2 separate regions of the Homo sapiens genome follow, and region 1 is linked to region 2. A link is an interaction called in ENCODE POLR2A ChIA-PET data of the cell type or tissue named here. Cell type or tissue: HepG2. All regions are shown on one strand. Links, peaks and the distances in the headings refer to the core of each region. The heading gives the core; the rest is flanking DNA. Region 1 holds the start of NDUFAB1 (NADH:ubiquinone oxidoreductase subunit AB1). Region 2 overlaps EARS2 (glutamyl-tRNA synthetase 2, mitochondrial).

The links. Peaks named below come from ENCODE experiments on the same cell type or tissue, not always from the same donor. Only the 100,000 strongest peaks of a DNase experiment are listed, where the experiment ranks them.
Region 1: POLR2A ChIA-PET joins it to region 2 with 14 read pairs; 3 of 35 experiments call an interaction of 5 or more read pairs at or near these places.

The regions. Positions count from the first base shown.
Region 1 is chr16:23,585,347-23,601,082 of GRCh38, reverse strand. NDUFAB1 (NADH:ubiquinone oxidoreductase subunit AB1) reads left to right here and starts at 4,767. Exons shown (of 5, transcript NM_005003.3): 1 at 4,767-4,960; 2 at 13,764-13,886; 3 at 15,660-15,736. The coding sequence starts at 4,793. RefSeq lists silencers at 5,020-5,109, 6,855-7,031. In HepG2, for the core only: CTCF peaks have their summits at 3,874 and 4,694 (motif pointing right); DNase peaks (open chromatin) are centred at 3,872, 4,732 and 5,502; H3K4me3 peaks cover 2,257 bases; H3K27me3 peaks cover 452 bases.
Region 2 is chr16:23,535,641-23,550,001 of GRCh38, reverse strand. EARS2 (glutamyl-tRNA synthetase 2, mitochondrial) reads left to right here. Exons shown (of 9, transcript NM_001083614.2): 3 at 5,299-5,488. It also overlaps the pseudogene SUB1P4. Among named protein-coding and RNA genes, the nearest start is that of EARS2, 15 kb to the left of the region's middle. RefSeq lists enhancers at 11,100-11,394, 10,995-11,494, 11,495-11,996. In HepG2, for the core only: no CTCF peak of the experiment used is centred there; DNase peaks (open chromatin) are centred at 9,511, 11,191 and 12,361.

The DNA of each region.
Region 1 (15,736 bases), core at 616-8,615, 57 kb before region 2:
GTGGGCAGATCATTTGAGGTTAGGAGTTCGAGACCGGCCTGGCCAACATGGTGAAACATTGTCTCTTAAATACAAAAAGTAGCTGGGTGTGGTAGCACACACCTGTAATCCCAGCTACTCGAGAGACTGAGGCAGGAGAATCGCTTGAACCTGGGAGGCAGACATTGCAGTGAGCAGAGATTGCACCACTGCACTCCAGCCTGGGCAACAGAGCGAGACTCTAATTAAAAAAAAAGGAAGCTAAAAAAAAAAAAATTTAAGGGATATGTTCCAGGTGCTATTATGGAAGCTCAAGGCTGAGCAGTTTGGACAACCCAGGAGTCCCAGAAAAACTTCATGGGAGATGGCAATTTAGCTGAGCCTTGCGGGATAAGTAGGTCAAAGCAGAAGCAACGGATATTCTGGGCAGAAAGGACAGCCTGGCCAAAATGGTGAAACCCAGTCTCTACTAAAAATACAAAAATTAGCCGGGAGTGGTGGCAGGCGCCTATAGTCTCAGCTACTCGGGAGGTTGAGGCAGAGAATCGCTTGAACCCAGGAGGCAGAGGTTGCAGTGAGCCAAGATCGCACCATTGCACTCCAGCCTGGGCGACAGAGCGAGACTCTGTCTCAAACAATGACAAAAAGAAAAAGTGTAACTGTAGGGGTGGGTTGCCCCTCCACACCTGTGGGTGTTTCTCGTAAGGTGGAATGAGAGACTTAGGAAAGAAAAAGACACAGAGACAAAGTATAGAGAAAGAAATAAGGGGACCCGGGGAACCAGCGTTCAGCATATGGAGGATCCCGCCAGCCTCTGAGTTCCCTTAGTATTTATTTATCATTCATGGGTGTTTCTCGAAGAGGGGGATGTGTCAGGGTCACAAGACAATTGTGGGGAGAGGGTCAGCAGACAAACACGTGAACAAAGGTCTTTGCATCATAGACAATGTAAAGGATTAAGTGCTGTGCTTTTAGATATGCATACACATAAACATCTCAATGCTTTACAAAGCAGTATTGCTGCCCGCAGGTCCCACCTCCAGCCCTAAGGCGGTTTTTCCCTATCTCAGTAGATGGAGCATACAATCGGGTTTTATACCGAGACATTCCATTGCCCAGGGACAGGCAGGAGACAGATGCCTTCCTCTTGTCTCAACTGCAAGAGGCATTCCTTCCTCTTTTACTAATCCTCCTCAGCACAGACCCTTTACGGGTGTCGGGCTGGGGGACGGTCAGGTCTTTCCCTTCCCACGAGGCCATATTTCAGACTATCACATGGGGAGAAACCTTGGACAATACCTGGCTTTCCTAGGCAGAGGTCCCTGTGGCCTTCCGCAGTTTTTGTGTCCCTGGGTACTTGAGATTAGGGAGTAGTGATGACTCTTAAGGAGCATGCTGCCTTCAAGCATCTGTTTAACAAAGCACATCTTGCACCGCCCTTAATCCATTCAACTCTGAGTTGACACAGCACATGTTTCAGAGAGCACGGGGTTGGGGGTAAGGTCACAGAATCTCAAGGCAGAAGAATTTTTCTTAGTACATAACAAAATGGAGTCTCCTATGTCTACTTCTTTCTACACAGACACAGTAACAATCTGATCTCTCTTGCTTTTCCCCACATGTAACAGCTTGTCTATGAAAGGTAGGAGGAATGGTATTAGAGATCTATAAAGGGTCAGCGGAGGGTCCTCTTACTTTGTTTTTAGGCTAAGAGGAACTTTGATGTGTTTATGGGTTCAGGAGAAAGAGCCAGAAGAGAGACCTTTGAGATGTAGGGAAGAAGAGCTAACTGGTGGTATAAGGTCCCATTGGGAATAAGAGGGGATGAGACTACCGTGCAAATGGGCTGGCAGAGGGAGCGATCATGGTGGGTTGGTGGGATAGTTTGTGCTGGGAAGCTGACAGCTTTTATGCTTATCCATCCTTTGATGGGAATGTTACTGAAAAGCACCGGTGTTGTCTTTTAACTCTTCCTCATCTGCTAAGGATGTGATCTTAATATTGGGACTTTTACCCTACAGGCCATGTAGGCTGATATTTTGTCTTTATTTGTTTGCTGAAGGGAAAAGTAGCTCTCCCAAATTATTTAAATAAGAGATGATTTGTTATGTTTTACCAAAAGGATTAAATGTAACACTGAGGCCGGGTGCAGTGGCTCACGCCTGTAATCCCAGCACTTTGGGAGGCCGAGGCGGGCAGATCATGAGGTCAGGAGTTTGAGACCACCCTGGCTAACACGGTGAAACCCCATCTCTATAAATACATACATACATACATATATACATACATACGTGTAACACTGAAAGACTAGATAGGTCATGGGAAGAGATGGCCCCAATTGTGAACTTAGTAGGATTAGGTTCTTCCTAAGCTAAGAGCTACATTTTTTTGGGAAACAGAGTCTCACTCTGTTGCCCAGGCTGGAGTGTAGTGGTGTGATCATAGCTCACTGCAGCCTTGACCTCCTGGGCTCAATTGGTCCTCCCACCTCAGCTTCCCAAGCAGCTGGGACCACAGACATGCATCACCATGCCTGGCTAATTTTTTAAATTTTTTATGGAGACAAGGTCTCCCTGTGTTGCCTAGGTTGATCTCAAACTCCTGGGCTCAAGCGATCCACCTCCCTTGGCCTCCCAAAGTGCTGGGATTACGGAGGTGAGCCACTGAACCAGGCTTGCCTGTCTGGCTTGCTCACAGTTGCAGCCTCAACAATTAGTACGTAACAGATACTCAATTTTTTTTTGAGACTTTTTTGAGATGGAGCTTCACTCTTGTTGCCCAGGCTAGAGTGCAATGGCGCGATCTCAGCTCCCTGCAACCTCTACCTCCCGGGTTCAAGCAATTCTCCTGTCTCAGCTTCCTGCCTCCTGAGTAGCTGGGATTACAGTCACCTGCCACCACACCCAGCTAATTTTTGTATTTTTAGTAGAGACGGGGTTTCACCATGTTGTCCAGGTTGGTCTCAAACTCCTGACATCAGGTGATCCACCTGCCTCAGCCTCCCAAAATGCTGGGATTACAGGTTTGACCCACCATGCCTGGCCCCCAGACACTCGAGTTTTAAAGGAATGCTATAATAAATAGAAATTATTTTACAACAGTGGGATGAAACTATGTTTTTTTTGTTTTCGTTTTTTTTTTTTGAGATGGAGTCTTGCTCTTTTGCCAGCCTGGAGTGCAGTGGCGCAATCTCGGCTCACTGCAACCTCTGCCTCCCAAGTTCAAGCGATTCTCCTGCCTCAGCCTCCTGAGTATCTGGGACTACAGGCGCGCACCACCACACCCAACTAATTTTTGTATTTTTAGTAGAAATGGGGTTTCACCATGTTGACCAGGATTGTCTCGATCTCTTGACCTCGTGATCCACCCACCTTGGCCTCCCAAAGTGCTGGGATTACAGGTATGAGCCACCGCGCCTGGCAGCATACCATTACATTTTATTTTACTTGGATTTAACAAAAATAAAAAGAAATTGAGGTAAAACTGGTGACATTATTGGATCATTCATTCAGGCAGATTTCAGAATTTGGAGTCATTATCCCGTGTGTTTCCATTTCAGTCAATATCCTTTAGCTCCCTGCTTAGAAATAGGAATTAGCCTTCTTAAACTCCTCCCTCGCTTACCTATTTTTGTTAGCTATTGTAAGGAACATGGCTGTGCTTTGGTCAAGGATAGGCCAAGGTAAGATGTTTACATCCTGCGTGACTCAGCAAGTTTAGACAGAGGCGTATAACTCCACTTGTTATCACAGCCATGTAGGCATAACATGGGAAGGTCATCACTTGGCTCTAAGCCACTATTTTCTGTAAAAGGTATAATTGCCCTGCTGATACTGTACAGGCGTTCGTGCCCAGAGAAAGAGAGAGCCAGAGCTGTCAGTCTTTGCAGACAGACAGGGGGAGCCAGATCACAGCTGAGAGAGAGTTAAGCTGCTGACCCTGAAGGCAAGGGAGAGCCAGCCTCGCAGTTGTGTGGGGGAGCCATGGGACTAAGCAGCTGAGACAAGGCAGACAGTGTGAGAGAACTAGTGTAAGTAAGCTGCTGATGAGAGCTGCTGCTGAATAAAATCATCTTTCACCTGCCTACCGTCCCCTGAGTGTTCTTTCAGCTATCTGTTCATCCACCCACTCCCCTCAGACCTCGATATGGGCTGGAACCTGGCTGTGGGCATGACAGTTGGCATAGTCGTGGACCTGACAGCTATATTATACACTGTCAAGTTTTAAAACATGTATATTGTTTTAATCGTAATTCTCACATTTATTAGTCTTAGGTATTGAAATTGATTATTTTTTCACATTATTATATATATTTTTTTACCTATTCAATAAATGTTAATACTTGTGGAAGAATTGTGGAATCAAAACTTTGTCCTTTTTTTCTTTTAATCTTTTTTGTAATAGAGACGGAGTCTTGCCGTGTTGGCCAGGTTGGTCTTGAACTCCTGAGCTCAAACAGTCCTGCCACCTTGGCCTCCCAAAGTGCTAGGATTAAAGGCGTCAGCCACCGCACCCGGCCCCAAACGTTTAAACAGATGTATTTCAGAACTTTCAGATAAAAAATGAAAGTAGGTTTCTCGTGCCGTGTCGTTTAGGGAAAGACGGCGACGTCTGCACAGTTTAGTTGTGACACCAAGCAGTTGTTCGTCCCCGAACCTGGATGGGCTCCGAGGGCGCAGTGCCTCCAGGAGCCGCCAGGGGCCGCCACCGCCGGCGGTGCCCGACAGCGCTGCCGTGTGCGTCGCCTGCGCGCCGCCGGAAAGGAACCCTGGTCCGGAGGCGGCGGCGCAGTGCATCCTGGGTTGGCGTAGCCATGGCGTCTCGTGTCCTTTCAGCCTATGTCAGCCGCCTGCCCGCGGCCTTTGCGCCGCTGCCCCGGGTCCGGATGCTGGCCGTGGCCCGGCCTCTCAGCACCGCTCTCTGCTCCGCGGGGACCCAGACGAGGCTCGGGACTTTGCAGCCGGCCTTAGTGCTCGCGCAGGTGACTCGTGGTGACTTTGCTGCCGCTTGGCAAGGGTCAGGGATTGGGCCCGGTGGGGGTGGGGGCCGGGCATCCGGGGCGCGCCAGCTGCAGGCAGGGGTGACCCGGGGGGCAGCCGGCTCGCTCCGCAGCCCCGCTGCCTAAAGGTGTTTAGTTGACCCCTGACGGGAGGCCGGGTGACCTCGTAATAACGAGCAAGAGCACTGACTCGAGTCCAGCACTGCTGGGCTGCCGCTTACCGAAACTTTGGACAAGTCTCCTAGCCTGGCTCACACTCACCTGCAAAATTGGGATCCTGGTCTCTACCTTGCGGAGTAGCAATGAGGATTAGATGAGTTAATGCGGCTAGAGCACCTCGTACGGTCTCAAAATAGCGGTCACCGTATTGTAGTGAAAGCAGCATGCAAAGAGGCAGCCACACTGGCCTACAGCCTTCTCCAGAGCGGTTTTCTCTCTGCAGTTCTGTCCTTACTCTTCCCTGCAGCACCTTCTGCCTGTGTCCAGGACTCCTGGAAGTAATTCTAGGAAACAAGCCAAGTGACCTTTGACCAATAAGGATTTGAATTGCGCGGGTCCACTTATATGCGGATTTTTTTTCAACCAAACGCGACCAGTATTTACGGGATGTGCCGCCCCGCGTATAAGGAGGGCAGGCTCTTCCTATAAGCGGATTCTGCAAGGCTGACTGCGGGACGTGAGTGTGCGGGGATTTGGGTATAGTCGGGGGTCCTGGAACCAATCTGCGCAAATACCAAGGAACGACTGTACCTGTAGTATATAGCTTGAGCTGATGAAATCTGCGTGAGGCTGAAACGCCGGGAGGCAGTGATTTCGGTGTTGTTGTTGTTGTTTTTGAGACAGAGTCTCGCTCTGTCACCCAGGCTGTAATGCAGTGGCGTGATCTCAGCTCACTGCAACCTCCGGCTAACGGCAACCTCCGCCTCTCAGGTTCAAGCAATTCTCCTCCCTCAGCCCCCCCGAGTATTTGGGACTACAGGCGCCCGCCACCATGCCCGGCTAAGTTTTGTATTTTTAGTGGAGACGGGGTTTCATCATATTGGCCAGGTTGGTCTTGAACTCCCGACCTCGCAATCCACCCGCCTCGGCCTCCCAAAGTGCTGGGATTACAGGCGTGAACCACCGCGCCCTGCCTTTTTTTTGTTGTTTTCTAAGTTCTCCAGATGACTCTGAAGTGCAGTTGGGAATAAAAATAACCGTCTTAAGGTAGGATAGACTCCCAAGGTCAAGTTATGAAACCCCTTTTCAAAGTCATAGACTTCAGGTAATAGTGGTTTCAACCTTGACTGCATGTTAGTGTGAAAAATAAGTGTGTCTGGCCAGGCGTGGTGGCTCACGCCTGTAATCCCAGCACTTTGGGAGGCCGAGGCGGGCGAATCGCTTGAGCCCAGGAGTTTGAGACCCTCCTAGGCAACATGGTGGAACCCCGTCTCTACAAAAAATACAGAAATTAGGCCGGGCGCGGTGGCTTATGCCTGTAATCCCAGCACTTTGGGATGCCGAGGCGGGCGGATCACGAGGTCAGGCGATCGAGACCATTCTGGCTAACACAGTGAAACCCCGTCTCTACTAAACATACAAAAAATTATCCGGGCGTGGTGGCACGCGCCTGTAGTCCCAGCTACTCAGGAGGCTGAGGTGGGAGGATCGATTGAACCCAGGAGGCAGAGGTTTTAGGGAGCTGAGATGATGCCACTGCACTCCAGTCTGGGAGGCAGACCGTCTTAAATAAGCCAGCCAGCCCGTGCCAGATCGACAGAATCTAGAAGTGAGTACTAGGCGACTATTTTTAGAAGTCATCAAGTGTTTCTTTTGTGAAGCCAGTGTTGCTGTTCACTGACAGTGTAATGGATTCATTCATTGGGCACTGCCCTGTTGGCTGTATCAAAAGGTGAAAAGTGTCACCTTGAAATTAAGGGTTAAAGGCCAGGCGCGATGGCTCACGCCTGTAATCCCAGCAGTTTGGGAGGCCGAGACGGGCGGATCACGAGGTCAGGAGATGGAGACCATCCTGGCTAACACGGTGAAACCCCGTCTCTACTAAAAATACAAAATAATTAGCCGGGCGTGGTGGCGGGCGCCTGTAGTCCCAGCTACTCGGGAGGCTGAGGCAGGAGAATGGCATGAACCCGGGAGGCAGAGCTTTCAGTGAGCCGAGATCGTGCCACTGCACTCCAGCCTGGGCGACAGAGCCAGACTCCATCTCAATAAATAAATAAATAAATAAATAAATAAATAAATAAATAAATAAATAAGGGTTAAAAAGGCAGTAGTTAGAATTGATGAGTGTCTGGTTCCTAAGATTGATTTCAACATTGGGCTAAAATGTGAAGTGACTGTCTTTGTTCTTACAGCATTGATTCTCAGTTGATTGGACATACAGATCACTTAGGCTGGAATACAGATTCTGATTCAGTTCTGGGAAGGGGCCAGAGAGTTTCCACCTCCAGTGGGCTTCCAGAAGATCCTGCTGCGGGTGTTCCTTGGACCATGCTTTGAATGGCAAGGAGCTCAGAAATGTTCCACTATGGCGGCTTGGCTTGCATATATAGCAGAGGAACCATTTTATTTATATTTACAAAGTGGTTTTGACTAAGTTCATTCAAAGATATTGAGGGCCAGCTGTGTGCCAGGACTCATGCTAGCTGTTGAGAGATACAGAGATGGATACAAAAGGAAGACATTAGCTTACATCTTCATTGAACGCTTTGCAGCCCTTATGTCCAACTTGCTGGCTCCTTCTCTGCTGCTGTCTTCTTCCCTAGGCTGTTGTGACACTGTTCTCCCTTGGTTGGTTTGTCCTCCTACCTTGTTGGGACACTTTGCCTTTCAGGCTGGAGTGCAGTGGCATGATCGTGGCTCACTGCAGCCTTGACCTCCTGGACTCAAATGGTCCTCCTGCCTCAGCTTCCTGAGTAGCTGGGACTACAGGCATGAGCCACCACCCCTAATTTTTTGATGTCTGTCTTCTTTTTAGAGACGGAATCTCCTTATGTTGCCTAGGCTAGTTGTGAACTCTTGGGCTCAAGCAATCCTCCTGCCTCAGCCTCCCAAGTGCTGGGATTACAGGCATGAGCCATCACACCTGGTGTGCCTAACCCTTAAATGTTGGTGGGCTCCCGAGTTCTCTTACCACACATGCTCCCTGGACTCTTCACTCCTGGTTTCTGTTATTGCTGTATATCCCAGACCTCCGCCTCCAGTCCTTGTTCATCTCATTTGGACCATTGCTCATGCTACCTATTCCCTGCTGTGAAATTTCCTCTCCTCAAATCCATCCACTATGCCAACTTCAGAGCAACTAGTCACTCATTTACACCCTTTTTCCCAAAAGGAGCTAAGGCAGTTTTCCTGGGTATAAAAATACCAGATGATATAAAATAGAAGGTAAGGAAAAAACAAAAAAACAAAAACCAAGGGCAATGGCCTAAAATGCAGCCTGGAAGTCTTATACTTGATCCAGGTAGGCCCCGAATCTACACTGTCTAGCAGATGGAGCACAAAGATAATTTCCAGCAGTTCTATGGGGCATGGTACGCAGATGAAGACAGCACTTGTACAAAAAAAAGCTAGCTATTCCAGGACTGGGACCAGGACCAGACAAAGTCCCAGTCCCTTCCCATGGCCCTTAAGGCTCTGCAGACCTGGGCCCTCCCTCTTAGCCTCCAAGCCTGTCATCTGTGTACCATCTCCCAACATGAGCTGATGTCTTCTCACATAGACACAGGCACTGCACTTTCATGACTTTTTTTTTTTTTTTTTTTCCAGACAAGGTCTCTGTCACTTAGGCTGGAGTGCAGTGGCATGATCATATATCAGTGCAGCTTCAAACTCCTGGGCTCAAGCAATCCTTCTGCCTCAGTCCCTTGACTAGCTGGGATAACTGGCCTGCGCTACCACGCCTGACCTCATTTCGTTTTCTTGACCTGTTCTTCCCTCTCCTTGAATTATCAGTCTCAGCTCTTTTCCTCACCAAATCCAAGTCTGGCATCCTCCTTTCCGGCCACTCAAGGACTGAGTGACAACTTTTGTTATTGCATCAGCCTACAGATACTTCTGTCATGGTGCTTGCCATATTTTTATTTCAACTAAAATGATCTGTGGATTGGTCTTTTCCATTAGAGTGTAAGCTTCTTTTGGGGGAAGGTTGTGTCTTATTCATCTTTGCATTTCCAGCCCATTGCACAGTTCTTGGCACACAGGTAAAGTTCCCAGGCTTCTGAGACAGTCGTGTAAATAAAGGCAAGGCATTGTGAAACAGGTGTGTGTAGTGCAAAAGCAAAAAGAGATACTTGACCAATCTCTCAGTGAACGTGATCTTGAAGGCCTGTGCAGAGGCCAGGAAGAGCCTGGCACTTACCTCCTTGTGGTTGACTCTTAGGGTGTCTGGAAGGGAACATTGTTGGGGGGAAGAGAGTGAGCATATCATGAAGGGAGCTGTATGCTGCAGCGAGGAATTGTGGGTATTCTCTGCAAAGGTCATAGGGAGTGAACATGAAACAGGGCTTATTGAAGGAATAAGCCCCAGGTGGCGGAGAAGGAACAGAGGTCTGTAAGCAGGAGTTTTGGAGACAGGTCAGGAGTTCATTTCCAAACTGTTGAGTTTGAGAGGTCTGGGCTGCCTGTGTAGAGTGGACCAGTCGGCAGTTTGTAGAGACGGCCTTTAAAGCCCTCTCCTTAGCCTCCTCTGAGTTTGCCTCAGGCAGAAGTGAGCCCCAGTGGAGTACCGGGATTCTGATGGAACCTCATCTGTTTGAATTACTAGCCCAGAGGGTCATCACTCTTTACCTGCAAACAGTACCTTCTCTGATGTCTGGGAGAGGTGGTTTATTTCCCATATACTTGTTAAGTGTAGATCTTGGGGAAGAACAACTAACACCAGAAACATCACATGTTGGCTGTTGGGGAGGTGCTTGTCCATTTTGTATCCCTTTTATTTTTTCCCAATCAACAGAGATCCAGTTAGAAGGAGCAGCAAGACCTTCCAGGAGGCCATGCTGGAAGGACATGGGGTGAGGAGGATACCTAACCTTCCCTTGCCTCAGTTTCTCATCTGTAAAAAGGAGGGTGATAGTATCATGGATCTCACCAGAATACTGGAGAGCTGAAGAAAGATGATGTGTGTAAAGTGCAATATCATAGCCTGAGCTGATAAGAAATTAATGGAGGCCGGGACGTGGTGGCTTATGCATGTAATCCCAGCACTTTGAGAGGCTGAGGTGAGTGGATCACTTGAGACCAGGAGTTCAGGACCAGCCTGGCCAACATGGTAAAACCTCATCTCCACTAAAAATACAGAAATTAGCCAGGCATGGTGGTGCACGCCTGTAATCCCAGCTACTTGGGAGGCAGAGGCATAAGAATCACTTGAACCTGGGAGGCAGAAGTTGTGGTGAGCCAAGGTCACAACACTGCACTCCAGCCTGGGCAACACAGTGAGACTCTGTCTGAAAAAAAAAAAAAAAAGAGACCAGAGGCAGGAGCATGAGAGGGTAGTAGGATCAAGTATTTTGGGGCTACGCTACAGCCAAGGTATCAAACTAGCTGCTGCTGGTCATTGTTCTCAGGATCCTACTAAATAACCCTAAATAGCACTTACTGTGTTAAGTGCCAGCCAATGTCCAAGCCTTTACTTCATCTCACTGATGCTTCACAACAGTCCTGTGAGTGTGGTACTGTTGTTTATCCCCATTTTACAGATGAGGAAACTGAGATGTAGAAGGTTAAGTAACCCACCCAAGGCCAAACAACTAGTGAGAGCCAGCACCATGGTGCAGGCATAGGTGGTCTAGTTTCAGCGTCTGAGCTCTTGCCCACTAACTTACTGCCTCACGCTGATCCTGATGCAGCACCCACTCTAGATTGGCATGTGGCCTCCAGTCAGAGACTCGTTTAATTTAATCACATGGTGCCCACCTGGCCCTTGTAGGTACTTGCTGGAGCTGCTGAGGACAATGCTGACAACCTAGTTGGCCTCATGGGTAGTTGTGTACGAACATAGAATATACCCTCACCAGGGGTCTTGCTTTGTTGCCCAGGTTGGTCTGGAACTCCTGGGCTCAAGCGATCCTTCCACTTTGGCCTCCCAAAGTGTTGGGATTACAGGCGTGAGCCACCACACCTGGCATCGTACCATTTCTTTTTTTTTTTTTTTTTTTTTTTCTTTTTGGAGACAGAGTCTCACCCTGCCGCCCAGGCTGGAGTGTAGAGCCATGATCTCAGTTCACTGCAACCTCTGCCTCCTAGGTTCAAGTGATCCTCCCACTTCAGCCTCCTGATTAGCTGGGATTATAGGCACACGCCACGATGCCCGGCTAATTTTTGGACTTTCAGTAGAGATGGAGGTTTCACTGTGTTGGGCAGGCTGGTCTTAAACTCCTGACCTCAAGAGATCCGCCCACCTTGGCCTCCCAAAGTGCTGGGATTACAGGCGTGAGCCACCACACCTGGCCTCGTACCATTTCTTGATAAGCACACAGCCTCTGTTAGATCCCTCCAACTGAAATTTCTTTTCTGCCATTGCCATATTACCTCATTTCTTCTCCCCCTTTCTCTTTATTCCTTTCTTCTCCATTTTATTTGTGACTTGGAAACCTATTTGAGTCATTGTTAAGTAGGCCGGTCATGTGCCTGTATAAAAGGTCTCCTTAACCCATGTATAATACGAAAGGAGACTAGACATTTAGACAAAGAAACATGCTCTAAAACTCTTGAAAGTACTCAGAAAGGCTCGTTAGAATATCTATCATACTCTCCAACTCATCTCTTTAGTTTGCTGATTAAACCTGATTTTTTTTTTTTTTTTCTTGAGACGGAATCTCACTCTGTCACCCATGCTGGAGTGTAAATGGCATGATCTTGGCTCACTGCAACCTCCGACTCCCAAGTTCAAGCGATTCTTCTGCTTCAGCCTCCTGAGTAGATGGGATTACAGGCACATGTTACCACGCCCAGCTAACTTATATTTTTGGTAGAGACGGGGTTTCTCCATGTTGGTCAGGCTAGTGTCGAACTCCTGACCTCGTGATCCGCCTGCTTCGGCTTCCCAAAGTGTGGCAATTACAGGTGTGAGCCACTGCGCCCAGCCTAAACCTGATTTTAATAACTGACTTCTTTTTCTTTTCTTTTTTGAGACAGAGTCTCGCTCTGTGGCCCAAGGTGGAGTGCAGTGGCACAGTCTCGGCTCACTGCAACCTCTGTCTGGGTTCAAGCAATTCTCATGCCTCAGCTACCTGAATAGCTGGGATTACAGGCACACACCACCACGCCCAGCTAATTTTTGTATTTTTAGTAGAGACGAGGCTTCACCATGTTGGCCAGGCTGGTCTCGAACTCCTGGCCTCAAGTGATTGGCTCACCTCGGCCTCCCAAAGTGCTGGGATTACAGGTGTGAGACACACATCGGCCCAATACCTGTTCTTTATGCAAGATGAATGTTTCTTCTACAGAGGTTATACTGGTTTGGTTCTCTGGGCAGTATTTATTATGATTTTTCATGGACCTTTGTGAGTTTCAGGGACCTGAGCCCTAACAAGCAGCCCCACTTTCTATAGGGAAATGCCTGAAGAACGCCAAGCCTCGGACTTAAAATCAACTTCAGGAGGTAAACAAACCAATTTAGATTAGGGATTTCTTTCTTTTTCTTTTTTTTGAGACGGAGTCTTGCTTTGTCGCCCAGGCTGGAATGCAATGGCGCAGGCTCGGCTCACTGCAACCTCTCCTCCCACATTCAAGCGATTCTCCTTCCTCAGTCTCCTGAGTAGCTGGGATTACAGGCGCCCACCACCACGCCTGGCTAATTTTTGTATTTTTAGTAGAGACGGGGTTTCACCATGTTGGCCAGGCTGGTCTCGAACTCCTGACCTCAGGTGATCTGCTCACCGTGGCCTCCCAAAGTGTTGTGATTATAGGCGTGAGCCACCACGACTAGCCAGATTAGGGATTTCAGTAGTGAGCAAAACTGCCAGATACCCTGTTTTGTTTTCTCTGATTCTGCGTCGTACCTTCCACAGCATTAAACCCCCTGACCTGTAATTGCAGCTCATTCCACATTTGTTGAATGAAATCTGGTCAATACCCTAATACCTAAACATTGAGCCGACTAATACCAGAGATACGTGAGGTATTGCTCTAACATGGCACAGGCCAGAAGGGCTCATGGTTTGGCTGGTGGCCATGAGGCAAGCCTCGCTGGAAGGGAAACAGATTGGAATGTAGTGACTGTAAGCTCCCTCATCCCCTCTTTGGGTGGGAGGCCAGCTTCCTTTGTCCTGGCTGAGATCAGGGAGATAACTGCTGGAACCAAACTAGACCTTTCTGGTGTATGGTCCTCAATTTGAATTGCCTTTGGGTTTACCATGACAGCTCTTTCCTTTTGGGTTATTTTGACTTGGGTCAGCCTATTAAAGGTGGCAGCACCCTGTAGAGGCCTCGGGATGCTGAAGATGCCATGAGAAGACACAGGCATTCTGCAGACGCTAGACAATTTTAGTGGCAGTTAGTGTCGCAGAGCAGTATGAATGTCCAGAGCCTGAGGGTTGAAGCCAGGAGGCAGAGGGGCCGGTCCTGACTCCCAGGAAGGAGGCCTGAGATGCTGCTGAACTGTTGGGGCTTCTGCGATTACCCAGTCCTGCAACTTAGTGTGTCCTGGTGGCCACAATGAGAATCAGATGCTGTGGGTTCTCTAAAGCCCCGAAAGTTCTGTGAAAGTTACCTATAGGCTTGTGCATTGATTTAGAGGTATTTTCCATTCAATGACAGTGTTTCCTTCCTGCCGTCGCTCTAGGTTCCTGGTAGAGTTACACAGTTGTGCCGCCAGTATAGCGACATGCCTCCTTTGACGTTAGAGGGCATCCAGGACCGTGTTCTTTACGTATTGAAACTCTATGACAAGATTGACCCAGAGAAGGTAACTGATGGTGGTTTGAATTTTTTTCTTTAAATATAGAGTATTTAATTACATGCTAGAAAATGCAAAGGGAAAGATACTCAGTAAAAATCTCCCTGGCTCCCAGACACCCAGGCCCATTCTGGGAGATAGCCAGCGCTACCAGTTTCATGTATGTTTCCAAAGGTACTCAATGCATATGTTAAAGAAGTATACACACGTGTGTATATTATATGTATGTATCTCTCACCCTTTTTAAAAAACACAACTGGCCGGGCACTGTGGCTCATGCCTGTAATCCCAGCACTTTGGGAGGCCGAGGCGGGCGGATCACCTGAGGTCGGGAATTCAAGACCAGCCTGACTAACATGTAGAAACTTCATCTCTACTAAAAATACAAAATTAGCCGGGCATGGTGGCACATACCTGTAATCCCAGCTACTCGGGAGGCTGAGGCAGCAGAATCACTTGAACCCGGGAGGTGGAGGTTGCAGTGAGCCGAGATAGCGTGATTGCAGTCCAGCCTAGGCAACAAGAGTGAAACTCCATCTCAAAAATAATAATAAATAATAAAAACACAAGTGGGGCCGGGCGTGGTAGCTCACGCCTGTAATCCCAGCACTTTGGGAGGCCGAGGCGAGTGGATCATGAGGTCAGGAAATGAAGAGCAGCCTGGCCAAGATGGTGAAACCCCATCTCTACTAAAAATACACAAATTAGACAGGCGTGGTGGCAGACACCTGTAATCCCAGCCACTCGGGAGGATGAGGCAGAGAATTGCTTGAACCCGGGAGGGAGAGGGTGCAGTGAGCCGAGATCATGCCACTGCACACTGCAGCCTGGATGACAGGGTGAAACTCCATCTAACAACGAAAAAAAATTGAATCTGTTGTGTAGGTAAGGCAGTTTTTTTTTTGATTTGGGTTTTTGAAGAATCATTCCTGGTGATCCTGAGGTCTAAATTAGAGTGATAGGGTGATAGTAAACACTTTGGCCAGGCGCAGTGGCTCACGCCTGTAATCCCAGCACTTTGGGAGGCCAAGGTGGGTGGATCACGAGGTCAGGGGTTCGAGACCAGCCTGACTAACATGGTGAAACCCCGTCTCTACTAAAAATACAAAAATTAGCTGGGCGTGGTGGTGCACGCCTATAATCCCAGCTACTCGGGAGTCTGAGGGGTGAGAATTGCTTGAACCCGGGAGGCCGAGTTTGCAGTGAGCCGAGATCGTGCCATTGCACTCCAGCCTGGGTGACAGAGCAAGACTTTCTCAAAAAACCAAAAAACAGACAACATTAGAGTGAAATCCTTCATTAGCTATGTATATATTGTTCACTTCAAAACAGAGTAAGATAAAGCAAACCATGTACATACTAGCATAGGTTACATATAAAATGTCAGTTATAGCCTCTGTATGTTAAAAAAAATTCGATGTAGTCACAAGGACAGAAAACCAAACACTGTGTGTTCTCGCTCATAGGTGGGAACTGAACAATGAGGTCACTTGGACAGAGGGTGGGGAGCATCATTTACCAGGGCCTGTCAAGGGGTAGGGGGTTTGGGGAGGGACAGCATTAGGAGAAATACCTAATGTAAATGATGAGTTGATGGGTGCAGCAAACCAACATGGCACATGTATACCTATGTAACAAACCTGCACGTTGTGCACATGTACCCTAAAACTTAAAGTATAATAAATTCAATATAGTGATTAAGTGGCATTGTACCACCCTGTTATCTTGGGAAGCAGATGCTTTCATGGACTAAATTTTGTGTTTGGTGCTCCTTTCTTGCAGCTTTCAGTAAATTCTCATTTTATGAAAGACCTGGGCTTAGACAGTTTGGACCAAGTGGAGATTATCATGGCCATGGA
Region 2 (14,361 bases), core at 6,111-14,110:
CGAGGGATGCCCTTGTAGATAGGGCAGTTTTCTCTTAGGAGGTGATGCTGGAGCAGAGACCTGCATGAAGTGAGGAGCCAGCCCCGTGGTGACCTGGGGGAAGAATGTTCAAAGCAAAAAGAATAGCCAATGCAGAGGCCCCACAGCAGGAGTGTTCTAGATGTATTTGAGGAGCATCAAAAAGACCAGCTTGGTCTAACCATAGTGAGCAGAATGACCAGGGATGTGAGGATAGAAGGCTTGCCAGGTCGGGCACAGGGGTACACGCCTGGAATCCCAGCACTTTGGGAGGCCAAGAAGAGAGGATCACTTGGACCCAGGAGTCCAAGACCAACCTGGGCCACATAGTGAGACCTCATCTCTACAAAAAATTACCCAGGTGTAGTGGTGCACTCTTATAGTCCCAGCTACTTGGGAGGCTGAGGTGGGAGCATCACCTGAGCCTGGGGAAGTTGAGGTTGAGGCTGCAGTGAGCTGTGATCATGTTACAGAATTCCTTCAGTGCCACTTTGCCAGCCAGAAATCTCTGCAGCTGCCCTCACCTCTGTCGGGGCCTCGCTTGGGCCTTCTGGGCCCATTTGGCCCAGCAGGCTGCACTTGGCTCATGCCCACTTGGATCCCACACCTGCCATGGCTCCACACTCAGCCCATGGCTGGACTGGGTGTGCCACGAGTGGCTTCTGTGTTGGGTGCTGGCATCTAGATGAGGGGAACATGGTGGCACCCAAAAACTTGGGAAATACCATCAGTTGTGGAGCTCCAAGGGGTGTTATAGCTCTTGTTTGGGGAGTCCTGAGATCTGAGTCCCCAGCACTGTCTCAGCTCTTCACTCCTGTAGCTTGGTGAGTGGGAGCGTGTTACAGCTCTCTTTCTCCTGTAGTCTGGTGAGCGGGAGCGTGTTACAGCTCTTTTATTCCCGTCACCCGCAGCTTGGCGAGTTTTGGGTTCTTGTCCTGCAACCAAGAGGAATGAGGTGTGCAGGTACCATAGAGTGAGTAAGGCAGAGAAGAATTTTATTGAATGACAGAAGGGAAACTCTCCACTGCGAGAGGGGACCCTGAAAGTGGTAGCCATCTGTGAGGCTGAGTCTATCATTTTTATGGGCTTAGAATGGGGGCATGCCTGCCGATTGGTCCATGAGTGGTCTTGGAAAAAGGACCATTCAGTTGGTTAAAACATCATCCGGAAGGAACCAATCGAGAGAGTGGGTGAGACAGGGAAACAAGTTCTCACTCCAGTCATGGACTCTATCCTGACTTGACAGTTTGGTTTTCAGGCTGTCTTTGGCTTAGAAGTCAGATTTCACCAGGGACCTGTCCCTGACTGCCTAGGAATTTGTCTGTCTCCTGTCAGTCATGCCATTACACTCCAGCCTGGAGCGACAGTGTGAGACCCTGTCTCAAAAAAAAAAGGCTTTCCAGGAGCCAGATTACATGGTGCCTCACAGACCAAGATGAAGGCTTCAGTTTCACAGAGGATCTGCTACTTATCAGGTACCACGCCAGGCATGAGGGATACAGTGATGAACAACGGTGATGGTGGCGGGTCCCACCCTCGTGGAATTCCTGGGGCAGCATCATTGTGAGAATGAGGCTTGCAGCCCAGAGCTTGTCCCCCACCCTGGTGTTTTGGCGAGGCAGAGGGCAGGTATTCAGGCACCTCATGGTGGCTGACTTCTGGAGCACCTTACTTTGGGAGTCATTCTTTCTTTTTTAATTTTTTTCATTTTATTTATTTATTTATTTATTTATTTATTTATTTATTTATTGAGATGGAGTCTCGCTCTGTCGCCCAGGCTGGAGTGCAGTGGTGCGATCTCGGCTCACTGCAAGCTCCACCTCCCGGGTTCATGCCATTCTCCCGCCTCAGCCTCCCGAGTAGCTGGAACTACAAGTGTCTGCCACCAAGCCCAGCTAATTTTGTTTTTGTATTTTTAGTAGAGACGGGGTTTCACTGTGTTAGCCAGGATGGTCTTGATCTCCTGACCTCGTGATCTGCCCGCCTCAGCCTCCCAAAGTGCTGGGATTACAGACGTGAGCCACCGCGCCTGGCTATTATTATTATTTTTTTAGAGGCGGTGTTTCACCATGTTGCCCAGGCTGGTTTCGAACTCCTGAGCTCAAATGATCCACCTACCTCGGCCTCCCAAAGTGCTGGGATTACAGGCATGACCCAGCATGCCCAGCCTTTTAAAAATAATGACATATAAGCAAGGCGTGGTGGCTCTCACATGGGGTGGCTCTTGTCTGGGCAGGCGGATCACAAAGTCAGGAGTTCCAGACCAGCCTGGCCAACATGTTGAAACCCTGTCTCTAATAAAAATACAAAAATTAGTTGGGCGTGGTGGCACATGCTTGTAATCCCAGCTACTCAGGAGGCTGAGGCAGGAGAATTGCTTGAACCGGGAGGTGGAGGTTGCAGTGAGCCGAGATCGTGCCACTGCACTCCAGCCTGGGTGACAGAGCTAGACTCTGTCTTCGGGGAAAAAAAAATGACATATAATTCACATGATATGAAATTTACCATATCAAAGTGTACAATTCAGTGGTTTTCAATATATTTACTGTGTTGCGCAACCGTCACCACTAATTCCAGAACATTTCCATCACCCCTAAAAGAAACTCTTCCTTATTAGCAGTTGTTTTCCATTCTACCCTCTCCTACCACCTGGCAACTACTGATCTCTTTCTGCCTCCATGGATTTGCCTCTTCTGGACGTTTCATATGAATGAGATCATATAATATATGGCCTTCTGTGACTGGCTTCCTTCACTTACCATAAGCGCATCTGTGGGCTATCATGCTTCATTCCTTTTTATAGCCAAATAATATTCATCATATGGTTATACCACATTTTGTTTATTCATCACTAGTGAATGAGCATTTTAGTTACTCTGGTTTTTGGCTGTCCAATAAAACTCTATGAACATTTACATGCCAGAGTTTAAGTTAACATGTTTTCAGTTCTCCTAGGGGAGTCCCTCTTAAACCCTGGGGCATTCCAAGATACCACATTAAAGAGACTTGTTTAGCATTAGATCAGGAAGGGATCCCCCCAAATTTACCCGATTTAGCCCTCCTTTCTGACAAATGAAGAAATGGAGGTCCCATGAGAGGGAGCCAAGTAACACTGATAATCACAGATGGCTGGGTGCCATGGCTCACGCCTATAATCCCAACACTGGGAAGCCGAGGCAAGAGGATCACTTGAGCCCAGGAGTTTGAGACCAGCCTGGGCAACATAGGCAGACCTTGTCTCTATAGAAAACTTAAAAAAAGTTAGCCAGGCCTGGTGGCATGTACCTGTAGTCTCAGCTACTTGGGAGGCTGAGGTGGGAGGATCACTTGAGCCTGAGAGGTTGAGGCTTCAATTAGCCGAGAACGTGCCACTGCACTCCAACCTGGGCAACAGAGTGAGACCCTGTCTCAAATAAATAAATACATAAATACCAAAGCATAGAGAGCACCGGTCACAGGCCACTTGATGAGTACTTTACTTAGATCATCTTACTCTAGTCTCATGATGATCCTCATGAGAAAGTTACTACTTGTTTCCTTCTTTGACAGATGAGAACCCAGAGCCCAGAAAGATGACTTGCCCAAGATCTCTGAGCTGGCTGGTACGTTTGAACCCAGGCCCACTCAGCTCAGTTTGTGTTAGCATTGAGGGTAGCAAGGTGAACAATGTCCTTATCTTCCCAATTCCTTTGAAAGCTCTTTGAGGGCAGAAACACCATCTTCCAGTTCTTGTGTCCCTGTGCCCTCTCCTGAAAGCATTCATAATGAAATTTATCCTATGTAATCGGAGGGAATTGGACTTTGGGTTTGGGGTTTGGCTTACAGTAGATCATATTTAATCTATTCTATAGCATATATTGAAACTGTCCTAAATATACACCACTGGGCTAAGTGCTTATAAGCACTGACACATTTGTTCTCACAATTCCCTCTGCACAGGAGGCTGCTAGCTCCACTTTTCAAAAGAGGAAACTGAGGCTTAGAAAGATTAAGTCTAGCTGGGCATGGTGGCACATTCCTATAATCCCAGCTACTCGAGAGGCTGAGGTGGGAGGATCACTTGAGCCTAGAAATTGGAGACTGTAGTGAGCTATGATTGCACTACTGCACCCTAGCCTGAGTGACACAGCAAGACTCGCTCTCTACTAAAAAAATAGCCAGATGTGGTGATGTGCACCTGTAGTTCTAGCTACTCGGGAGGTTGAGGCAGGAGGGTGGCTTGAGCCCGGAAGTTCGAGGCTGCAGTGTGCTATGATCACACCACTGCACTCCAGCTGGGTGATAGAGTGAGACCCCATCTCTTAGAAAAAGAAAGGCTAAGTAACACAAACAGCAGTGTAATGAGTGGTTAAGAATATCGGCTCCGGTGCCCATTAGTCTGGGTTTGAAGCTGATCGTGCCCCTTCTACTCGGCCAGGTGACAAAGCATCTCTGTGCCTCAGTGTCCTCACAGAGTGGGGGAATAACCGCACCTACCTGGTAGGGTGGGTTTGAGGCTTCAGGGAAAAGTGTCTTTTATGGCACTCAGCACCCTGGTGCTCACACGTTGGTAGCACCTCAGGATCCCTTGTCACAGCTACTAAGTGGCAGAGCCATGAGTCCCACCAGGGCCTGATGGGCTGTTCTCTGAACCATGCTTTTTTCTCCTAAGTCAGCTGTTCCCAGGCCTGGGCTTGTTTCTCCCTCTCCAGGGAATCCCATCAGGGATTGAGAGGACATACAATTAGGGATGTGGACTTTGGAGCCCGTACACCTCCGTTTGCTCCTTAGTCCATGAGCCCATGCGACTTTGAGTGCTTCACCTCTCTGTGTTTTAACTTTTCATCTCTAAAAGGGACATTGGGCCGGGTGCAGTGGCTCACGCCTGTAATCCCAGCACTTTGAGAGGCCGAGGCAGGTGGATCACCTGAGGTCGGGAGTTCAAGACCAGCCTGGCCAACATGGTGAAACGCTGTCTCTACTAAAAATACAAAAATTAGCTGGGTGAGGTGGCACATGCTTGTAATCCCAGCTATTCGGGAGGCTGAGGCAGGAGAACCGCTTGAACTTGGGAGGTGGAGGTTGCAGTGAGCTAAGATTGCACCACTGCACTCCAGCCTTGGCGACATCAGAGCAAGACTCTGCCTCAAAAAAAAAGGCGGCGGGGAGGACATTGTACTAATGCCAACCTCATGGATTGTTATGAGGATTAAAGCTTTAATATGTGCATAAAGTGCTTAGAGCAATGCCTGAGAACGAGCGCTGTGTGCACCTTAGCTGTCATTATTCCCTGTGTTCCAGGCATCCCGCCTGATGAGAGCCCCCGCCGGGGCGGTCCTGCTGGGCCCTACCAGCAATCTCAGCGGTTGGAGCTGTATGCCCAGGCCACAGAAGCGCTGCTGAAGACCGGAGCTGCTTACCCCTGTTTCTGCTCACCCCAGCGGCTGGAGCTCCTGAAGAAGGAGGCCTTGCGGAACCACCAGACGCCCCGGTAAGAACCTCAGCTTGTTGCAGATGCCTCATCAACATTGGGTGTGTTTGTTACCTTGTGCTGCGTAAGAAATTCCCCTAAACATGTATTACCTCTCAGTTTCTGTGGGTCAGGCATCTGAGCGTGGCCTCACCTGTTTCTTTGGCTCAGGGATTCTCTCAAAGCCACAAGCAACTACAGGTCCTAGCCAGTCCTGGAGTTCTCTTAAAGCTTAGCTTGGGGAAGATCTACTTCCATCTCCTCTCAGAAGGCTATTGGCCAACCTCAGGTCCTTGCTAGCTGTTGCCTGGAGACATCAGTTCTTTGCCATGCGAGCCTCTCCATAGAGCAGCTTACAGCGTGGCAGCCAGCATTTCTCAAAGCCAGCCAAGGAGAGAGTGAGCACGTACGAGCTGGAGTCTACCTAGTTGTGGAAGCAACTTCTCACCACTTTTGTTTTATAGGCTATGTATTCCTTCTCTGGAACGCTTGGGACCAGAAGTGTTTTGGATTTCAGATTTTTTGCATATTGAAATATCTGCATATATATAATGAGATATCTTGGGGGTGGGACCCAAGTCTAAACATGAGATTCATTTATGTTTCATGTACGCCTTATACACATAGGCTGGAGGTGATTTTATGCAATATTTTAAATAATTTTGTGCACGAAACAAAGTTTTGACTATTTTGACTGTAGCCTGTCACATGTGTTTGGGTGTTGTATTTTCCACTTATGGCATCATGTCAGCACTCAAAAGGTTTCAAATGTCAGATCAGTTGTGGCTTTTTTTTTTTTTTTTTGAGACAGTCTCACTCTGTCGCCCAGGCTGGAGCGCAGTGGTGCAATCTTGGCTCACTGCAACCTCTGCCTCCTGGGTTCAAGCAGTTATCCTGCCTCAGCCTCCTGGGTAGCTGGGACTACAGGTGCCCGCCACCACACCCATTTAATTTTTGTATTTTTAGTAGAGACGGGTGTCACTGTGTTGGCCAGGCCAACCTCAGGTGATCCACCTTTCTCAGATTCCCAAAGTGTTAGGATTATAGGCGTAAACCACCGTGCCCAGCCAGATCAGGTTTTTTGGTTTTTTTTTTGTTGTTGTTGTTGTTGTTTTTTTTCATAGAGTCAGGGTCTTACTTTGTCACCCAGGCTGGAGTGCAATGGTGTGATGTTGGCTCACTGCAGCCTCCAACTCCTGGACTCACGCAGTGCCCCCATCTCAGCCTCCCAAGTAACTAGGACTGTACTCCTGGCTAATTTTTTTTTTTAAACTTTTCATAAAGATGGGGATCTCACTATGTTGCCCAGGCTGGTCTTGAACTCCTGGCCTCAAGCAATCCTCCCACCTTGGCCTCCTAAAGTGCTGGGATTATAGATGTGAGCCACTGCACCTGACTTTTTTTTTTTTTTTTTTTTGGTGAGACAGAGTCTTGCTCTGCTACCCAGGCTAGAGTGCAGTGGTGCAATCTCAGCTTACTGCAGTCTCCACCTCCCGGGTTCAAGGGATTCTCGTGCCTCAGCCTCCTGTGTAGCTGGGACTACAGGCACATGCCACCACACCTGGCTAATTTTTGTGTTTTTAATAGAGAGAGGGTTTCGCCATGTTGCCCAGGCTGTTCTCAAACTCCTGAACTCGAACAATCTTCCCACCTCAGCCTCCCAAAGTGCTGGGATTACAGGCGTGAACCACTGCACCTGGACCATTGGAGCATTTCAGATTAGGCATATTTGGCATTATTTTTGTTCATTAGACAAAAGTCACTAGGCCCAGCCCACACTCAAGGGGAGGGGACTACACAAGGACAGAAACACCAGAAGGCGAGAATGACTGGGGCTATGTTAGAAGCCAAGATTTGGTCTCAGAAAGTAATGTGTAAAGTAATTTTAATTATTTGTTATTTTTAATGAGCAAGGTCCACAGGCCGGACGTGGTGGCTCACGCCTGTAATCCCAGCACTTTGGGAGGCTGAGGTGGGTGGATCACGAGGTCAAGAGTTCAGGACCAGCCTGGCCAATGTGGTGAAACCCCGTCTCTGCTAAAAATACAAAAATTAGCTGGGCGTGGTGGTGCGCATGTAGTCCCAGCTGCTCGGGAGGCTGAGGCAGGAGAATCATTTGAACCCAGGAAGTGGAGGTTGCAGTGAGCCAAGACTGCACCACTGCACTCCAGCCTGGGCGATAGAGCGACACTGTCTCAAAAAAAAAAAAAAAAAAAAAGAAAAATGAAAGGTCCACAAAGGGCCAAGTATGGTGGCTCACGTCTGTAATTCCAGCACTTTGGGAGGGCGGAGGTGGGCAGATCACTTGAGGTCAGAAGTTCGAGACCAGCCTGGCCAACATGGTGAAACCCCATCTTTACTAAAAATACAAAAATTAGGCCTGGAGTGGTGGCTCATGCCTGTAATCCCCGTACGTTGGGAAGCCGAGGTGGGCAGATCACCTGAGGTCAGGAGTTCAAGACCAGCCTGGCCAATATGGTGAAACCCCATCTCTACAAAAATACAAAAATTAGCTGGGCATGATGGCGGGTGCCTATAATCCCAGCTACTTGGGAGGCTGAGGCGGGAGAATAATTTGAACCTGGGAGGCGAAGGTTGCAGTGAGCTGAGATCATGCCATTGTACTCCAGCCTGGGCAACAGAGCAAGACTCCATCTCCAAAAAAAAAAAAAAATTAGCTGAGCTTGGTGGTGCACGCCTGTAATCCTAGCTACCTGGGAGGTTGAGGCACTAGAATCGCATGAACCCAGAAGGTGGAGGTTGCAGTGAGCTGAGATTGTGCCATTGTACTCCAGCCTGGGTGACAGAGGGAGACTGTCTCAAAAAAAAAAAAAAGAAGATCCACAAAGATATATATTGAAAGAACTCTCTTCCAATCTTGACTCTGGCCACTCAATTCTGCTCTCCAGAGATAACCAGTGTTAAAATTTTCTTATGTCTCCTCCAGAGACATTCAGTACATATACCTATAAGTACATATTATTTTCTCTTTTTCCTTATTCACATGGTAGCATGCAATGTACTATGTACATGCTATGTGGTGCAATTTACCATGTCCGCTTACCATCTTGAGGATCAGATATCAGTCCATAATAATGCATAATATTCCATTTGTGGATATAACTTCATTTACTTAATCAGTTTCGTCTTAACAAACATTTATTTTTGTTTTGTTTTGTTTTGTTTTATGTTATGTTGTGTTATTTTAGAAATGGAGTCTTGCTCTATTCCCCAGGCTGGAGTGCAGTGGCAAGATCTTGGCTCACTGCAATCTCCATCTCCCAGGTTCAAGTGATTCTCTGGCCTCAGCCTCCCGAGTAGCTGGGATTACAGGTGCCCGCCACCACACCCTGCTAATTTTTGTATTTTTTTGGTAGAGATGGGGTTTCACCATGTTGGTCAGGCTGGTCTCAAACTCCTGACCTCAAGTGATCTGCCCAAGTGATCCTCAAGTGGCCTCCCAAAGTGCTGGGATTACAGGCATGAGCTACGACACTCGGCCTTAATAAACCTTTATGTTATTTATTTATTTATTTATTTTTTGGAGACGGAGTCTTGCTCTGTTGCCCAGGCTGGTGTGCAGTGGTGTGATCTTGGCTCACTGCAACCTCCACTTCCTGGATACAAGCAATTCTCCTGTCTCAGCCTCCTGAGGAGCTGGGACTAGAGGTGCATGCCACCACACTTGGCTAATTTAATTTTCTTTTATATTTTAGTAGAGACGGGGTTTCACCGTGTTACCCAGGCTGGTCTTGAACTCTTGAGCTCAGGCAATCCACCTGCCTCGGCCTCCCAAAGTGCTAGGACGAGCTCAGGCAATCCACCTGCCTCGGCCTCCCAAAGTGCTAGGACTACTGGCATGAGCCACTGCGCTCAGCCCAAACCTTTATGTTATTTCTAATATTTGGTTATAAAAGAAGAGAGCTGTGATGACTAATGTTGACATATGTCATTTTGCACTTGTGCAGTATGTTTGCTGAATACCTTCCTAGAGGTGGAATTGCAGAGTCGAGTTGTAGCTTTGATGGATACTGCCAAGTGGCTGGCCCTTTACTTGTTTACACTCCCATCTGCAATAGCATTGTAACATTTACATTGCAGTTCCAGTGAACTATTTGGTCAAGGGCTCAGCTGTTTGGCCAAGGTCATGACGTTTACGGTGACATTGCCTTTTTATTATAAACAATGTATTTGTCTCTTGACAGAATATTTTTTTTCTCATCTCATTCTGTGACCCAGGCTGGAGTGCAGTAGCATGATCACAGCTCATTGCAGCCTTGAATCTCCTGGGTTCAAGCAATCCTACATCCTCAGCCTCTCAAGTAGCTGTGACCACAGCCATGTACCACCACACACAGAGTGTTATGTTTTGTTTTGTTTTGAGATGGGGTCTCACTCTGTCACCCAGATTGGAGTGCAGTGGTGTGATATTGGCTCAAGGCAACTTCTGCCTCCTGGGCTCAAGCAGTCCTCTCATCTCAGCCTCCCAAACAGCTGGAACCACAGGTGTGTGCCGCCATGCCCGGCAAATTTTTTTTGTATTTTTTGGTAGAGACGGGGTTTCTCCGTGTTGCCTAGGCTGGTCTCAAACTCCTGAGCATAGGAGATCCACCCACCTCAGCCTCCCAAAGTGCTGGGATTATAGGTGTGAGCCATCATGCCCGGCTGGCACACAGCTAGTTTTTAAATTTTTGTAGAGATGGAATTCCCCTATTTTGCCCAGGCTGGTATGAAACTCAAGCGATCTTCCCACCTCAGCTTCCCAAAGTGCTGGGATTATAGGCATGAGCCACCATGCCTGGCCAACAGATTTTTTTTTTTTGTTAAATTATAGTCATGCCCTGTTGTGGAATCCTTGCAGCCATTTATTTATTTATTTATTTTAAGCTTTCAGGATTTGTATTAAATCCTAGTCTAATTTAACGGTATCTGATGTTACACACATCATCTCATGGTGAACGTGTTTAATAAGCGAAAGCAAATCAGACAGCTTATCTAAGTCGTTATTTTTTGTGGACTAAACAGTAAGGTAACAACTACCCAGAACCCTATGGGTCATGATGGACACTTGCTCAGTTTTCATACAAGCTGTGTTGGTTATCAAAGTATATCTGCTAATATTTAATAAAGTGAAATGTCATTGGGGTGGAAAAGTCAAGCCTAGACATTTGGTTGGAAAAGAACAGATCAAGTATGGATTTCACAAACCAAAAGTTTATAAACTCAATGCAATACAAGTCCTTTCTATTGTAAAAGCTTAGTTGAAACTAAAAGATCTGTAAAAACTATTACTTTGGGCCTTAAACAGTACTAGCTCTTATGAGCAAAAAAAGGACACAACTGCAGCCTGGGCAACGTGGTGAAACCCTATCTATATTAAAGTACAAAAATTAGCTGGGCTTGGTGGTGTGTGCCCATAATCTCAGCTACTTAGGAGGCTGAGGCAGGAGAATCAGCTGAACTAGGGAGATGGAGGTTGCAGTGAGCTGAGATTGTGCCACTGCACTCCAGCCTGGGAGACAGAATGAGACCCTGTCTCAAAAAAAAAAAAAAAAAAAAAAGGAGGGGGGCCATAACTGTTGAGAATGTATTACTTGGTTTTATTTTACATTAGGTGGTAGGTACAAAGCAATCCTTCTTAATAAAGCTGACAGTTAGCTTCCCTTAGGACTTTTTTTTCCAGACAGGGTCTTGCTGTGTCACCCAGGCTGGAGCGATGCAATCATGACTCACCACAGCCTTGACTTCCTGGGCTCAAGCAATCCTGCTTCAGTCTCCCAAGTGGGTGGAACTACACACATGTACCCACCATGCCCGGCTAATTCTTTTTTTTTCTTAAATTTCTAGTAGAGACAAGGTCTCGTTACCCAGGTTGGTTTTGAACTCCTGGGCTCAAGCAGTTCTCCTGCCTTGTCCTCCCGAAATGCTGGGATTACAGGAGTGAGCCACCGCACTTGGACAGAACATATTCAATAATGCACATTTAAAACAAGTATTCATCTTACAAGTTGTTCTGTAATCCAAACATATGACAGCTTGGAGAACAACATTTAGAAAACAGAAGCCAATGTAAAAAGACAGATTAATACAACTAGAAGCCAGGCACGGTGGCTCACGCCTGTAATCCCAGCACTTTGGGAGGCTGAGGTAGGCAGATCACCTGAGGTCAGGAATTCGAGACCAGCTTGGCCAACGTGGTGAAACCCCATCTCTGCTGAAATTAGCTGGGCATGGTGGCGTGCACCTGTAATCCCAGCTACTTGGGAGCCTGGGAGGCAGAGGCTACAGTGAGCCAAGATCACGCCGCTGCACTCCAGCCTGGGTGACAGAGCGAGACTCCATCTCAAAACAAAAAACAAAAAAACCCAACTAGGATAGTGTAGGTTTTGTATGGCTCAGACTTTACAGTTTTCTTACTGCATCATCAATGTATCGATTAGAATATCTGTTCCAGCTAGGTGCGGTGGCTCATGCCTGTAATCCCAGCACTTTGGGAGGCCAAGGTGGGCAGATTGCTAGAGCCCAGCCTTCGCAACATGGTGAGCCCCCATTTCTACTAAAAAAAATACAAAAATTAGCCAGGCATGGTGGTGCACGCCTGTAGTCCCAGCTACTTGGGAGGCTGAGGTGGGAGAATCACTTTACCCTTGGGAATGTCTAGGCTGCAGTGAGCTGTGATCACTCTACTGTACTCCAGCCTGGGTGACAGAGTGAGACCCTGACTCAAAAAAAAAAAAAAAGAAAGAAAAAGAAAAGAAAAGAAAGAAACCCTGTCTCTACTAAAAATACAAAAAATTAGCTGGGTATAGTCGTGCATACCTGTAGTCCTAGCTGCTCGGGAGGCTGAGATGAGAGAATCACATGAGCCCAGGAAGTCAAGACTGCAGTGAGCCATGATTGCACCACTGCATTCCAGCCTGATCAACGAGAGTGAGACCTTGTCCCCTGTCTCAGTAAATGAATGAATGAATGAATGTTTCTTCAGCTGGCCCCATTGCTGTGGATTTAAAGAAATACCTTTTCTTCCTGGTTTTATTTAACCTTTGAGATCCATCCAATAATCTCTAATACCATCAATTAGCACTTCCCCTTTAACATCCCAAACACTAAGGTACCTCATTTTCCCAATCTGAAACATGTTATCAGCTGAGTACAGTGGCCTGTAATCTAATCACAGCACTTTGGGAGGCTGAGGAGGGTGGATCACTTGAGACTAGGAGTTCGAGACCAGCCTGGGCAACATGGTGAAACCCCATCTCTATATGAAATTTAAAAAAGAAAATAAACATGTTATTATGTTTACTGCCGCTGCTCTGTTTGGAAGATGACAGAGCTCCCAAAGTTTTGCCAGTCTTTTGTTCCTTTACAAGTTTTTCTGGAGCAACTTACTTTTTCTTCTTTAACTTTTTGTCAAACTCACTGTCAGAATTCCTGCCAGAAGAGCTTGAAGAAACAAGTTCCTTTGATTCAGACATAATGCTGCCCTGCTTCTGCAGCTGAACACCCTCCTGTTCACTCATGTGCAACTGACTCATTTGTAAAAATTTCTTTTTTGGCCGGGCACGGTGGCTCACACCTGTAATCCCAGCACTATGGGAGGCCGAGGCGGGTAGATCACGAGATCAGGAGTTCGAGACCAGCCTGACCAACGTGGTGAAACCCCATTTCTACTAAAAATATAAAAATTAGCCGGTTGTGGTGGCAGGCACCTGTAATCCTAGCTACTCAGGAGGCTGAGGCAGGAGAATTGCTTGAACCCTGGAGGTGGAGGTTGCAGTGAGTCAAGGTCACGACACTGCACTCCAGCCTGGGTGACACAGCGAGACTCTATCTCAAAAAAAAAAAAAAAAAAGAAAAAAAAAGTTTTTTTTTTGAGACAGGGTCTCGCTGTGTCACCCAGGCTAGAGTGCAGTGGTGCCATCATAGTTTACTGCAGCCTCAACCTCCTGGGCTCCAGTGATTCTTCCACCTTGGCCTCCCACAGAGCTGGGACTACAGGAATGCACCACCACACCTGGCTGATTTTGTTTTGTTTTGTTTTGTAGAGACAGAGTCTCACTATGTTGCCCAGGCTGGTATTTTAAATTTTTAAATAAGAGACAGGATTTTGCTATGTTACCCACGCTGGTCTTGAACCCTTGAGGTCAGGCTGTCCTTCTACCTTGACCTCCCAAAACACTGGGATTACAGACGTGAGCAACTGTGTCCAGCCCTGTGCACCATTTATTGATTGATTGAACACTTAGCTGTGGCAAAGACTAACCTTACAAGCATTCCATCTGTGTCTCAGAACGCTTTTGGGTGCAGTTAGTGGAATACCCTGTTAGAAGGGACAAACGATACTTTAACTCACAGATGGATCACCTGGGGACCTAGTTAATGTTCAGATTCTGACTCAGTAGGTCTGGGGTGGAGCCTAAGAGTCTGCATTTCTGGCAGACTCCCAAGAGGCTGATGCTAGGGGCCCACAGACCACACTTTCAGTAGCCAGGGCATCAATCATAGACATTTGTCTTTTGATTCTGCACAAGGCTGGAGGTGGGTGACTCCAGGATGAGACTAGCAGTGTAGAGACACCAGGGCTCTATTTTGGCTTCTCTCTGACTTCATTGCCTTCCCTCCTGCAGTTGCAAGTAGCTGCCGCAGGTCCAAGCATGCTCCCCTTACAGGACAACATCCAAAGAGGACAGAAGTGGGGCAGTGGGAAATTTTAAGAAGGGATTTTCCTCCTGTGGCTTTCTCTTCTTGTCCTTTGGAGAGAAAAACCTTTCCCGGAACCTTAAACCTTTCTTACTCCCCAGGCATGCTTTTCTTTGCATCCCAGTGACTAGGATGGGGTTACATTCCTGCCTGGACTGGTCACTGGCATGGAGCAATAGGATTGCAAGATTGGC